Linked DNA regions of Homo sapiens: region 2 is linked to region 1. The links are chromatin contacts, found by Hi-C or POLR2A ChIA-PET in ENCODE. All regions are on one chromosome and are shown on one strand. The core of a region is the stretch at or near the end of the contact, and the rest is flanking DNA. Distances in the headings are between cores, read along the strand shown. Region 1 has its middle 330 kb from the start of DYSF. Region 2 has its middle 300 kb from the start of CYP26B1.

The links. A loop is a pair of places that touch in the nucleus more often than their neighbours do. ChIA-PET counts read pairs that join two places held with the same protein, here RNA polymerase II (POLR2A). Pooled maps may share reads with other maps.
Region 2: a map of DLD1 shows a loop between it and region 1 (4-fold over the local background). The contact joins two enhancer-like sites. A Hi-C loop is called at or near these places in 1 of 168 maps with a recorded cell type or tissue (DLD1), 2 of 37 single-sample maps with no recorded cell type and 2 of 50 pooled maps. POLR2A ChIA-PET finds 5 or more read pairs at or near these places in 1 of 52 experiments (activated T-cell).

The regions. Positions count from the first base shown.
Region 1 is chr2:71,798,568-71,804,483 of GRCh38, forward strand. No RefSeq gene overlaps it. Among named protein-coding and RNA genes, the nearest start is that of DYSF, 330 kb to the left of the region's middle. Within about 2 kb of position 3,449, at least 2 of the 41 ENCODE cell types and tissues checked have a DNase peak (open chromatin) inside an H3K27ac peak, as active enhancers do.
Region 2 is chr2:71,848,790-71,854,705 of GRCh38, forward strand. No RefSeq gene overlaps it. Among named protein-coding and RNA genes, the nearest start is that of CYP26B1, 300 kb to the right of the region's middle. RefSeq lists a silencer at 390-684. Within about 2 kb of position 2,640, at least 3 of the 41 ENCODE cell types and tissues checked have a DNase peak (open chromatin) inside an H3K27ac peak, as active enhancers do.

The DNA.
Region 1 (5,916 bases), core at 2,199-4,698:
GCCCTCAAGTGGACAAAGGGCTCATCTTTCCTTGCCAGGGGCTCCCTTGTAAAGGCCCTTTGGCCAGCAAAGGCCCCTGGGTTAGAGTTTCCTTGTGCCGCCCACCAGGCAGAAGGTCAAAGGTCTTGGCCAAGGCCCACTGTCCTCTCCCTGCAGTGACCTTCTTTGAGCACCTCTTCCTGAACATTCTCACGCCACCCTGCCAAGTCCTGGCACATACAGGACCAGACAGTAGAGTTCAGGCTGTCCCTGAGACTGCTGAAATGCCCCTTCTCCTTCACCAAGGACCAGGGGAGAAAAAGGGACCATGGACTGGAGACAGACAGCGGGAAGGGCGGGGAGCCAGGCGATGTCATCAATGCCTGCTGTCAGGCTGGGGCCCTGCTGTCATCTAACCTGCCCGGGGCTGATGTGTCCTGGTCACTGTTAGTCCATGGGAGAAGGACCCTTATCATGGCTGGGAGACCAGGAGAAGGGGTGCAGCTCCCCTTGTGTCTTGGATTGGAACATGATTGCCAATAGGTGGCCCCAGTGGTGATGAGGGCTGTGAAGGAGGGTCCTCCATCTTTCCTGCCACCAGCCGCACCACCATGGCTACCTTCACCGCCTTTCCAGCCAAAGCCTTTCAAAGCCATGTCTTGGTGGGTAGAACTGGATGGGGCTCTAGGCTGTGACTTTAAATGAGAATCACTAAACTGTTGGAGATAATGGAAGGGAAGTGAGGGGCCAGTGGGGACAGGCCAGCCCTTGGGTCCATGAGACCAGTGCACTGTAGCCAAGAGTCTGAAGCCTGGCCCACATCCTCAGCCCTGGGAACATAGGAATGGCCTCAAGACCCCTGCTCAAGTCCTATGTTCTCTCCCACCAGGGACAACTGGCCATGTGGGCTTGTCTCATGGCCCCTGCATGTAATAGCTCCATTCAGTTTGGGCTTTTCATTCTTAAGTAGCACCACAGTGGGAAGTCTCTGGGCCTGTCCAGCTACTTTACACGGCCTCCCCCAGCTGGAGTTGAAACCTATGCCTCCAAGTCCTTCCTGCACCCCTTGGGGTTTCCTCTTCAGCCCTCTAGCAAATAACTATTCCAACAAAAACCTTCACAGCTCCCCAAGAACTTGCCATAATTTATAGGCACAAGGCAGTCCAAATCCATATGGAGAAAAGTAACATTCCTCCCCAAGAAGCAGCCCAGCCAGCCGAGAGTGGGAGAGAGAGAGAGAGACTGCTAAAAGATATACCTGTGTATTAAAAGAACTGGGGACTGAGGACTGGGGACAGACAATGGGAAGGCAGGAAGTGAGGCAATGTCACCTCACAGCTTTTAGTCCAAGGGTGACCAGCTGCCTTCAAAGGATGCCTTGGGACAAAATATGGCTGCCAGGTTTCATTTGTCCAAATGGTGGTTTTCCTAGAACAAAGGGACTTTTTTTTTTTTCTCAAAGGTAAATTAAAGCTACTTCTTTTAGGGAAGCCCAGAAAGATTTGAATTTTTAAGTGAGTTCGTCCAGCCTCTGCCCTGTTATGCAATTGAACTTGTACAGTAAACCCCAGGGAGGTGAGGTGTTACCATCCCCATTTTGTGAATGAAGAAACTGAGGCTTAGGGTGGTTAAGCTGCTTCTACTCTGATGTAACAAGAGGAGGCAGGATGCAGAGCCAGGTCTGCTGACCTGCAGAGCCCATACTGCAGGGGAGAGGGGGTCCCCAGAACTTAGAGGATATCAAGTCGAGAGGACAAGCACCGTCCAGTGGCTGAAAAGGCCAAGTCGAGCTGCACCGGAATGGGAGGGGTTAAGAGCCATACTGTGGAGGCAAAGTCATTCCAACACCACCCCCTCCCCCCTTTTCTCTTCCTTTTCCACTGAGTTGACCTTTAAATTATGGCATCAGCTGTCGTGCCAGACATGCTGCGATTTCCCCTCACTCCATCTGCCCAGCCTTCCCACTGGCGCAGTTTCTAGCTTGCTGCATTCTCCTCCCTCCTTCCCGTTCTCTCCTTCTCTCTCCTCTGCCCCCATCAGCTGCCTCCCTCTGAGTCCCATTCACAAAATCCCAGCCATGTCGCTGGCCCTGCTGCAGGTGGCATTCGGGCATTGCTGGTGTCCCCCCAGGGCCATGTCTCCCCACCTCCCAACTCTGCTCCGGGACACTGCAGCTGGGAAGTCACCTCTGCCCAGTCCTACTCCTGCCTCCCTCCAGGCTGGTCTGTAAGCCTGCACACCGGCCTCTCCCCACCCGTGCCCCATCCAGGCCCTTGCTGCTCCCATCTTCCTCCAGCCCCACCCCTCCCCAAAGCCTCCAGTGGGGATGCACCCTCTGCTTAATATTCATTTGCATTTGGCCCAGGGCCTAAACTATATATTTTGTTTTTTTGCCATGACTGTAGAATATAGCAGACATTAAATCTTATCGGTTTAATTTTCTTCCAGATAATAGTACAGGCTTTGAATTTTTTCTTAAACTATGGAAAAAGTGTCAAAGAAAAGTGGAACATTAATCAAGGGACTTTGATGAAAGGAATGAAAGTGTTTTCCTAAGAGCCCAACATGTGGTGCAGCTGCTGGTGGATATTTAAATGACATTTTTCATATGTTGCTATAAAAAAAAATCTCTTTGAGTTGATTCTGGAAATATATTACAATTTGCTACAATGCCAGTGGTCTTAAAATTATTTAGAAATAAAATGTGTTTATGATTTCTGCTCTACTTTGTATATTTGTCTGCTTCAGGACTCTTTCCTTTGAGGAGGGCCTAACCAGTCTACCCCAGAAGCAGTAAGTCTCTTCAGGACAGGCACCATCAGACAGGGGGTCCCCAAAGATGGGAGTCATATTTTCTTCTTCTGTGGCCTTTGGCCTAACATGTCACTCTTCTCCAGAGGTTTAAGCTGCAATGGGAGGGATTCAGGCGAGAAAGAAAGAGGTGATGGAGAACGTCATTATGTATTAGGAAGGTCTGGGGAAAGCTTTTTAAAAGGTGTGATTTCTCCTGTAAATGAGAAAGGAATGAATTCGTTCAACTCCTAGGTTTCCTTATAAGCCTGAACACCCAGGAGAGTGGAATCCAGAGGCCAGAAAACCCTGACCTCCAGCCTCCCTTGTGAGGCTCCTCACAGCATGGAAGGGACCCCTCCCTCCATTTGGGCTGGGAGAGACTGGAGCTTCAGTCTCATTTTTGGAGCCAGCTGGGCTGGGAAATCTTTGGGAGTCTGCCCTTCCCAGCCCCCTCACTGGGATGCCTTCCTCAGAAGATCATTTAGGGCTTCTAGGCTCCTGCCCTCTGAAGGACCCACTTCTCCCCTATGAACCCTGCATCCTTGTAACTTTGCCAATCCTAGTGCCAGGGGAAGGAAAGAGACTCCCGAGAGGTGCCCTTGGCATGTGGACACGGAGGCCGTCTGTCCTGGGCTCTCTGACGGACCGCAGAGGCAAGGCCAGGGTCTCAGCAGTAGGAGCGCCTAGGCTGATTCCAGAGCAGAAGAGGCCCCACAGTCCCTCCCAGGACCCAGAAGGCAGATGTCCTGGGCGCTTGCTGTTCTTCCCCCAGCCTGCGCAGCTCCTGGGGGAGATGAACGGAGGCCTGAAAGCCTTCCCAGTCTGGCCTCGGGCCCTGCATTGGCAGTCAGTTCTGTCCCCATTGACCAGTGGGGGGCACACTCTCCCAAGTTTTCCTGTCTCCACTGTAATTGTCATTTGGACCTGAAGGTAAATTCAAGGGTGCTGGTGCCTCCTTCCCTGCCAGGGGCTCCCTGGAGGAGGGGTGGACAGGAGAAGCTCTGCTTCTGCGCAGTCTGCAGGGCATCTCCAGCCTCTGGGCTGCTCTCTTCTCCTGTTCTGGCCTTTGGGTCCCCAGCTTCTCCTCCTGTCCACTTGCCCCACATGTCCTCCCGAGAGGAGACCTTTTATGAGGACTCTGGTTTGGGGAAGGGAAGAAACCTGCCCAAGCGCAACTAAGCTTTCCTTCCTCTCAGATCTGCCTCCACTTTCCTTCCTGATCTCATTGTCCCCTCTTTCTACCCAACCTACTCAGTTCTACACTGTCCCCCAAGTGTCCAACCTTGGGTCTGCCTCTGCTTCTTTTCTGCAATTAGATGCCTTCTTGTAGGCCCAGCCGAGGCTCCACTTTCTCCCTAGGGCCTTCCCTGTCTGACTCCAAAGAACACAGTGGCTGAAGCTTGGGAAGAGGAGTGAGTGAGGTGGGGTCTTGCCTTGCCAGTTGCCTTAGCTCTGCTACTTTTGTCTTACACCCCCTCGGACTATGAGCCCCTTGGGCAGGACGGTGCCAGGAGGGCAGCCTTTATTTTTCCATAACACTGTTTGGTGCAGGTGGAGCTCAGAGAAGACACCCCTGGAGGGATTTGGAACAGCCTCTTAGGCACCTTTGGGAGGTCCCTGAGTCTCAGCTGATTGAACTAATTTAGCTGATCACGATAATTCTCTTGCCTGTAACAATTTAGGAATGAAATATGAGAAGAGTCTGTTGGGGGCTTTGAGGAAATATTTTCTCACACCCAAGACAGAGATACAGTGACACAGGAAAACAAGTCCTTTGCTTTCCTCTGGTCGTATCCATGCCTAGATGAGATGGTAGAATGCCTGCAGCATCTGAGGATGAAGCCGTGACACAGATGAGGACAAGCCAAGAGCATCTCAGAAGCATGCAACAGGAGCCCTGATGAACCTTCTTAGAAAACAAGATCATCAGTTTCTCTCACCATGTTGTCTAGCTGAAGATGGAATGTCCTGCTACTTACAGCCATAAAACAGCCTACCTGCATGGGAAGAGGTGGATGGAGGCTGGAGAAACACTCATTGCTGAGCTGAACCGGGGCTGACTGATAACAAAGACCTTACCCTCTCTCCCTCCCTCTTCTTCCTTCCCAGAAAGAAAGAAGGGGTCTTTTTCCAAGGCCACCTCTGAGACTAAATAGGGATGGCTAGGACTGCATCACTGGGCCATTTTGAGGTCCTTCTAGGATAACACACATACTATAAAGGCTCATTAGGGGCTCCATTCCATCCATCCCCTTTCCCCTGCTGTTTTGCTTGCAAAGACAAAATGTTCGTAGGTCTTTGTTGCATGCTGAAGATAGCCATTAGTAAAGAAAAGGGAAACAAGGGCTCAAATGGAGGAATCCCAGTGTCTGCCCTTGATCCCAAACCAATCAGATCCTAGGGGCTTTCAACAGCGAAGGAGCATTGCAGAACCTCACTGTGTCTTGAATACTGCATTTTATGATTCAACACCATTGGGAGATGGACTGCATCTCATAATGGATCCAAGAACACAAGAGTTTCCGCTTCCAGGGATGCTGCATGACCATAGGGATGCAGCCCATGTCAGCAGCAGTTGCCTTAGAAAATACTGGAAACTGAGGGCCTGGTCACTCATGCCTGGTGAGAGCATTCCCAGCAGGGTAAAGTGAAGAACCCAGCCCTGCCTGCATAGTTCTCTGAGACCACTGCATGTAAAGTAGCACCCAGTGCTAACCAGATCTCCAAGGAGTTGGCTAAACTCTGTGCCCTGGTGTTGTAGATATTGCTGTGCCCCTGAAAGCCAGCGCCAATGAACATAGCATGGCACCAGGGCTCCAACATTCACTGTAAAAAGTCAGGTAGAAACAAGCTTGAACTACACCCATAAAGGTTTGAGTCAGCTGCAAGGAGACTTCCTGAAAGAGTGGTTGGGCCACAGCTAGAAATGGGCAGCCAGTAATATTTTCCCTGCCTCTGTTTTAGACTCAGATATCTTTAAAGGCAGGAGAGCTACTCAGGAGACAGGTTTGGTAGTTGGTGCTGTTCTCAGTTAGAGGCTAGGGCTAAGTGACCTGCCACTCCTCTCTAGGCCTGGAGAGGGACATGTGTACTACGTGTACTCAGGCTCAGTCCTGAAACACGAGGACTGAAGTGTTACATGGC
Region 2 (5,916 bases), core at 1,390-3,889, 49 kb after region 1:
ATCACATTTCAACAGGAAGTTTGGAGGGGACAAACATTGAAATCATATCAATCTCAGTCGCTAATTCCATGGACATTTACTGAGCATGTACTATGTGCCAGGCATGGTTCTAAATGTTAGGAGGATACAGCGTACACAAGGCAGGCCTGGAGATAATCAGTATTGGATATTGATATGAGAAATGTGTAATAAGGGTTATGAGAAAGGGGTTAATACAGAATGAGTGGCTCTGCCTGGGCATTCGGGAAAGGCCTTTATGTGTGCAGACTGCAAACGGGTTCACCGTTCACTCATTCATTCATTTAACCTCCTTTTAGGCCCTGTAAGCCTAGAAGGGGGCTGTCTGGGAGGGGCTGTGCCCTGACGCAAGGGCCCAGAGTCAGGCTGAACTGGGGCAGGCGTCTCCCCAGGGGGCAGGAGCACTGTAGCTGTGGGAATCTTGCATCCTGGTGACAAGGAGAAGCCACCAGCCTGAGCTGAGCCACACATTAAGGGACAAAGTGAGGGCTTTGGAAAGAAATGAGTCACATTGTCAGCATCTGAAAAGACAGGAGTCAGGTCGGAAAGGAGGGCGTAGGGGCCTGAAGAGCTGTTAGGAGCAGGCTCACCACGTCCAGAGCCTTGATGTGGCTGCATACAGGGGAGGGAGTTGCTGACCACAATTTTCTGGATCGATTTGGACTAAGAAAATTTTGTCAAATTTTAAAAATCACAAAAATAGACCTATTTTTGCTTAAAAAAAAAAAAAGAAAGAAAAGGAAAAACCACTGGAGAGAAGGGTCAGATACTTCTCTAAAATGGGCAGATGTTATTATGTGAGCTTTGGTGAGTACCAGGGAGCATCAACCCTCACCACCCTGTGCATGAGCAGTGCAAGGTCGTGTCTCAAGGCAGAAAGCAGGGATCCTGACCACTGAGTCTGGATGGTCACCGGGCAGCCGCCGAGAGCTGAGCTTCCCTGACTGGGGCCGTGAGACTGCCTGGCTCACACCTTGCGGAGGACTGAGACTCCCCACCCCCATGGCCTTCTGAAACTGCTGCAGACAAGGTTGCTTTCCACAGGCCCGGCTTCTGGGGGCCCTGGAACCCAGTGCCCAGACTTCTCTTCTCAGGCCAGGGCTATGGGGCTGTCACAGCACTTTTCACATGTGTGTGCGATTTCTTGGTTTATGTTGGTCTTTTTCTGTCTTTAATTAAATTCCTTTTGGAAAAAATCCATTTCCACAGCACCAAGGGATTAAAAGTTCTCAGTTTTGTTTTTGATTTTTGTTTTTACTCCATCTGTGCCATGGCTCGGGGCCCTTAGTGACTGACTTTCATGTTGGGGACAGCAGGCACCTGACTGAGCTGTGGGCGAGCAGGGGAATGGTGTTGAGTGAGGTGACAACTTGAGACCAGACAGGTGGCAAAGCTAATGAAAATTTTGCCCCCTTACTTCCATACACTGACCCTAAATGGCCACCCTCTTCAAAAAGGACCAGAGCCCCAAATACACACTGCTGTCAGCCCTGATCCCTCTTTAGTCCCTCCCTCCGAGACCCTCCCCTCTCGTCCTGTGTGGCCAAGTCCCAGCCTGGACACTCTGTCTTCAAAGGTAAAAAACAAAGCCGGCTTGTTGCTCCATATTTGTCTTGGGAGTGCTTGTTCCTAGGAGAGCCTCCTGGCCTCCCAGGCCAGGAATAGCACCAGTCTACAAGGCCAGCCTGGCTGCCCTGCCAGCCCTTCTGAATTGCTTGTTTTTATTAAAATTCTTCTGCACGCGCAATCCCTGATGGTGTGTGGATTTTGGATGAGGCGGTGTGGGGGACCCGGGGAGAGGAAGGCCCTAGGCTTATTGGGCCTGGTGTTTATTTGGCCTGCCTGTCCAGAGTGATAGAGAATGGAAGTCCATAAAAGTGACCCAGGATTTGTGCCCCAGAGCTCGGCAGGATGTGACACAAGGCCCATGGCAGGCTTGGACTGGGTCTGGGCTATCAGCCCCCAGATGATATGATACAGAATAGCTCTGGAGAGCTGCAGGAGTGGAAAATGACATGGCTCCGCACTGTTGCACAAATCATATGAGAACTGCTCCCTCTCGGCTTCTACCTGCAGGCTCGGGCTTGGCAGCTGTCCCCTGGCCAGATGCAGCATTTTGAAGCAGCCAGGGCCCACTGTGGCAGCCTCAGCAATATAGAAATGGCCAGGAGCAGAGTTGGGCACCTTGGCTTCCAATTTGTTCTGAGTCTGGTCTGGTCCCAGGCTCTAAACCCAATGCTTTTCGGGGCTGTGTGTCACCTTCCCAGGCCCACATATTTCTCAGCATTCCTCACCTGGTCTCGGAGGGGGACAGTGCCCCAACTCCAGGGTAGAATCTGTTCTGTATGGTTGGACTTACACACAGAAATTCTACTACCATCATTCAATTCAATTTACCTGGATATGGATTTCCCTCTTGCCCCACTGATCCCCACTCTCCTGGGCCTTTAAGTGAGTCATTCTCCTGGGAGGTCTGGGGTAAGACAGGCAGACAATGACAGACAGTGGCATGGGAGCTTCCAGCCGAAGAGTGCACCTTTCAACATCACAGCCAAAGGCCTAGATGCATGCTCTCCCTACAGCCTGGGCTCTGGGCCCCTGCTGAGGTGACCACCCCCACAAGACCTACGGGAACGTGGTGGAGGGTGTAGGGGTGGGGGAGCAGTTTTCAAGTCAGGAAATTGCAAAAGTTCCAGCGTCCGCAGCCAAAGGCTCAGTGTGGAAAATTTCAGGCTCCAAGCAGGGTTCCAGAGGAGGAGGAAAGGAGCAATGGGGCCAAGATACTTGTCCCCAGCTTCCCAGACCTGGGCCCTCCCCTCACACGCAGGAGGTGTGTCAAGAGCCCAGGGCAGAACTCTCTAGTAGAAACCTCTGTAGAGTCCAGGGGCTGGCTCACACACCTTCCCGACTGGTCAGAGAGAAAAATGCATACAAAACAATCCTAGCTTCCAGGGAATGCTACAAAGGAATCCCAGCCCTCAGTGTTCAGAGGGAAACTGAGGCACAATGAAAGGAATCTGCTGTAGATAAGACCAAAGTTTCATCGTAGGGGACTGTCTCACCCACATATCGGGCAAGCGTCACAGTTCCACATAGGAAGGGGTGTATGCTCATGGGGGAAGGTTCAGGGTAGGACTGGTGGTCTTGGAAGGTCTCCCCTCTCCTCAGATTCTTTCTGGGGACTTGCTCTAGGAAGAGCTGAGGCTCAGGGTAGCCAGAACAATGAAGTGGTGGAATGAATTGGGGAGTGGGTGCCAGGCATGGAGGCCAAGAGTGTCTGCAGCCCTGCCAGCCAAGACTTCCTCACTGCCCGTTCAGCCCCTACTGCCGTGTACCCCCGGTGGGTCCCTGCTCTGCGGCAGGCATGCTCCAAGTGGCAGGGCTCCCACCTGTCATCAGGAATCACCAGGGCCCCACAGGCAACCCGGTGACCCCGCGTCCTGGCCAGGACTGTTTGACCGGGCCTAGGGGGAGCCGCCTGCCCGCCGCCACCAGCATCTCCGCCGCCTACTTGGGCCTCCTCGGGGCTCCTGGAGCCGGGCCGAGAGCGTGCAGCCTGCCGGCTTGCGGCTGGGGATTTCACTCGGAGCCGCTACATTTGGAACCCATTATTTAATCATTAATTTCCTCCTCTCGTCGACCCCTTCCACCCCGCCTCAGCTCGGCGCCCCCGCCCCAGATTAGATCTCCACGTGGTGCTTTGCAGTGATCCTTGACAGGGCTTCTGTGCTGGGGACGGGAGGCGGGGAGGGGAGCGGCAGCTGGGGCTGGCCCAGGGCTGCTCGGTAGGTTGGCTGGGAGGGAAGAAAGGGCAGCCCGGAGCCTGGACCTGCGGGGCTGGAGGGAGAAAAGTATCCAGACCCTGACCCCAGGAACTAGTGGTGTGAGCTGTGCCTGGCTGAAGGTGTAAGAACAGGGACACTGCTCCCTCCCCTCAAAGCTCAGGGCAGTCCAGCTGACCCAGCCCCGGTGTTTTGAGGTCAAGGGCACCTGAAGCTCCTCTAAGCCTCTATGTCCTGCCGTGGAGCTCCTTGCCCCCATTCTACCTTGGGGGTGTGTGGGGTGGAGAGAAGGTGAGTGGGGGATGGAGGCCCATTCTGGGTAAGGCTGTAGTCTGTGCCCTCCACTGTCCTTCCACCCCCAGCCCTGTGCCCATCCAGGTAACGCGGCATGGCTCACCTCAGAGAGCTCCCAGTCAGACCCAGGAGGTTGTAGGGAGCACCTCCTGGCTGAGTGAGTGACCAGGAGCCTCTATCACACTTTGCAGGACACAAGGGGAGGTGAGGCTGAGGGTGCCCACACTTCCTGCACTCTCTGTCCTCCCACAGACCCTTCATTACATGCTCCAAGATCAGAGAGCTGAGGGATTCCTGGGTAGGGGCAGCGCTGAGGACACTGTGCACCTGGGTGGGAGGGACAGCACTGGAATCAGGGAATAGGGAAGGAAAACATGCACTGGTGCCCACTATGGACCCTGCCTGCATGCTGGGCACTTTTCTGACCTTGCTGTGTCGTTGCCAGAAGCAGCAGCCACACTGGCTATAAGATGTGCTTTTATGTGCCTGACCATGTCCTAAGCCTTTTATATCCCTTACCTCACTGTAACACTCCCAGCAGGCCCAGGGGAGGCACTACTATTATGCTTACTTTAAAGATGGGGATACTGAGGCTCAGAGATACATGAAGCAGCTCTCAAAATCAGAAGAATCAGGAACAAGATTGAAAGCCTGTGCTCTTCCCAACACTTAAGAAGCCTCTAGCTGCAAACCTCATGGTTAGCTGGGCTGGGGTATGAACCCAGGCCCCCTCTGTCATTCCTTACCCCCTATCCCTGGAGAGAGCTGGCCAGTCACTGGCATATCTCAGTAAGAGATGCTAAAGGGACAGAAATTTCTCTTGCTCACAACTCCACTCACAGCAAAATGCCCTCCCTCATCCCTCCATCCTGAAACACCATCTTCTTCCAAGGCCCATCTCAGCCAAGCCCTCCCTGACATCCCCAATCTCTTCCTTGAATTCTTAGCAGCACTTAAAGGCCGAGATGCATTTCTTGCCCTTGTTCTGATGTCTCCAGAAGTTTTCTATGGGTGAGACTTTTCTCTCACCAGCCTGGGAGCTCTTGAGAGAAATACCATCATAAAAGTGCCCCTGGGCCGGGTGAGGACCCAGAGGGCAGGATGCTCAGGTTCCAACTCTGTACCGCATTGCCTCACCGCTGCCCACAGCGGGTGCCACACGGGTATGCACAGGCCTGGAATCCAGAGGGCAGGCCTCCCTTTCCTTCATACACTCACTGACCACAGTAGCAGCTGATTGCTGGCTGAACCTGTTGAGAGGCTGTGGAGAGGCATAGGCTCAGCCACCTCCCACTCCCACTCCTGCTACAGATGCTGAAGCTGGATGCTAACTTCCCATGCGACTGGGATGGGGGCATCTGATCAGGGCTGGAGACTCCCTGCCTGGACTCTAAACCAAACCCAGGACAGGGAAGAATGATTCTGGTGGTCACTTCAGCATCAGCAGCCTTCAGTTTCGAGGGAGAGCAGCAGCAGCAGTGCCAGCTGTTGTGCCCAGTGTTCAGAGCTGGTGCATCTCAGAGCCCCTTCTGTGACGTGCTTTGGGCTATGCCCTGGCTTTTCAGCCTTCCACTACTCTCATCTGTTTTTTTGAGCCTGTCTTTCTACCCTTTTGTGCAATTCTGGGGGACATTGAATAACCTTTCTCTGCCTAAACTGGCCAGACTAAGTTTCTGTTGCTTATAAATGATGCGGTCTGGATTCTCAGAGTCTTTCTTTACCCACCTCCCACCCATAACTTAGAATCTACTTGGCCTGCAGTCTAGATATTCAGAGACAAGATACTAAGCTAATATTCCATTCAGTGTAGATTCCAAAGTCA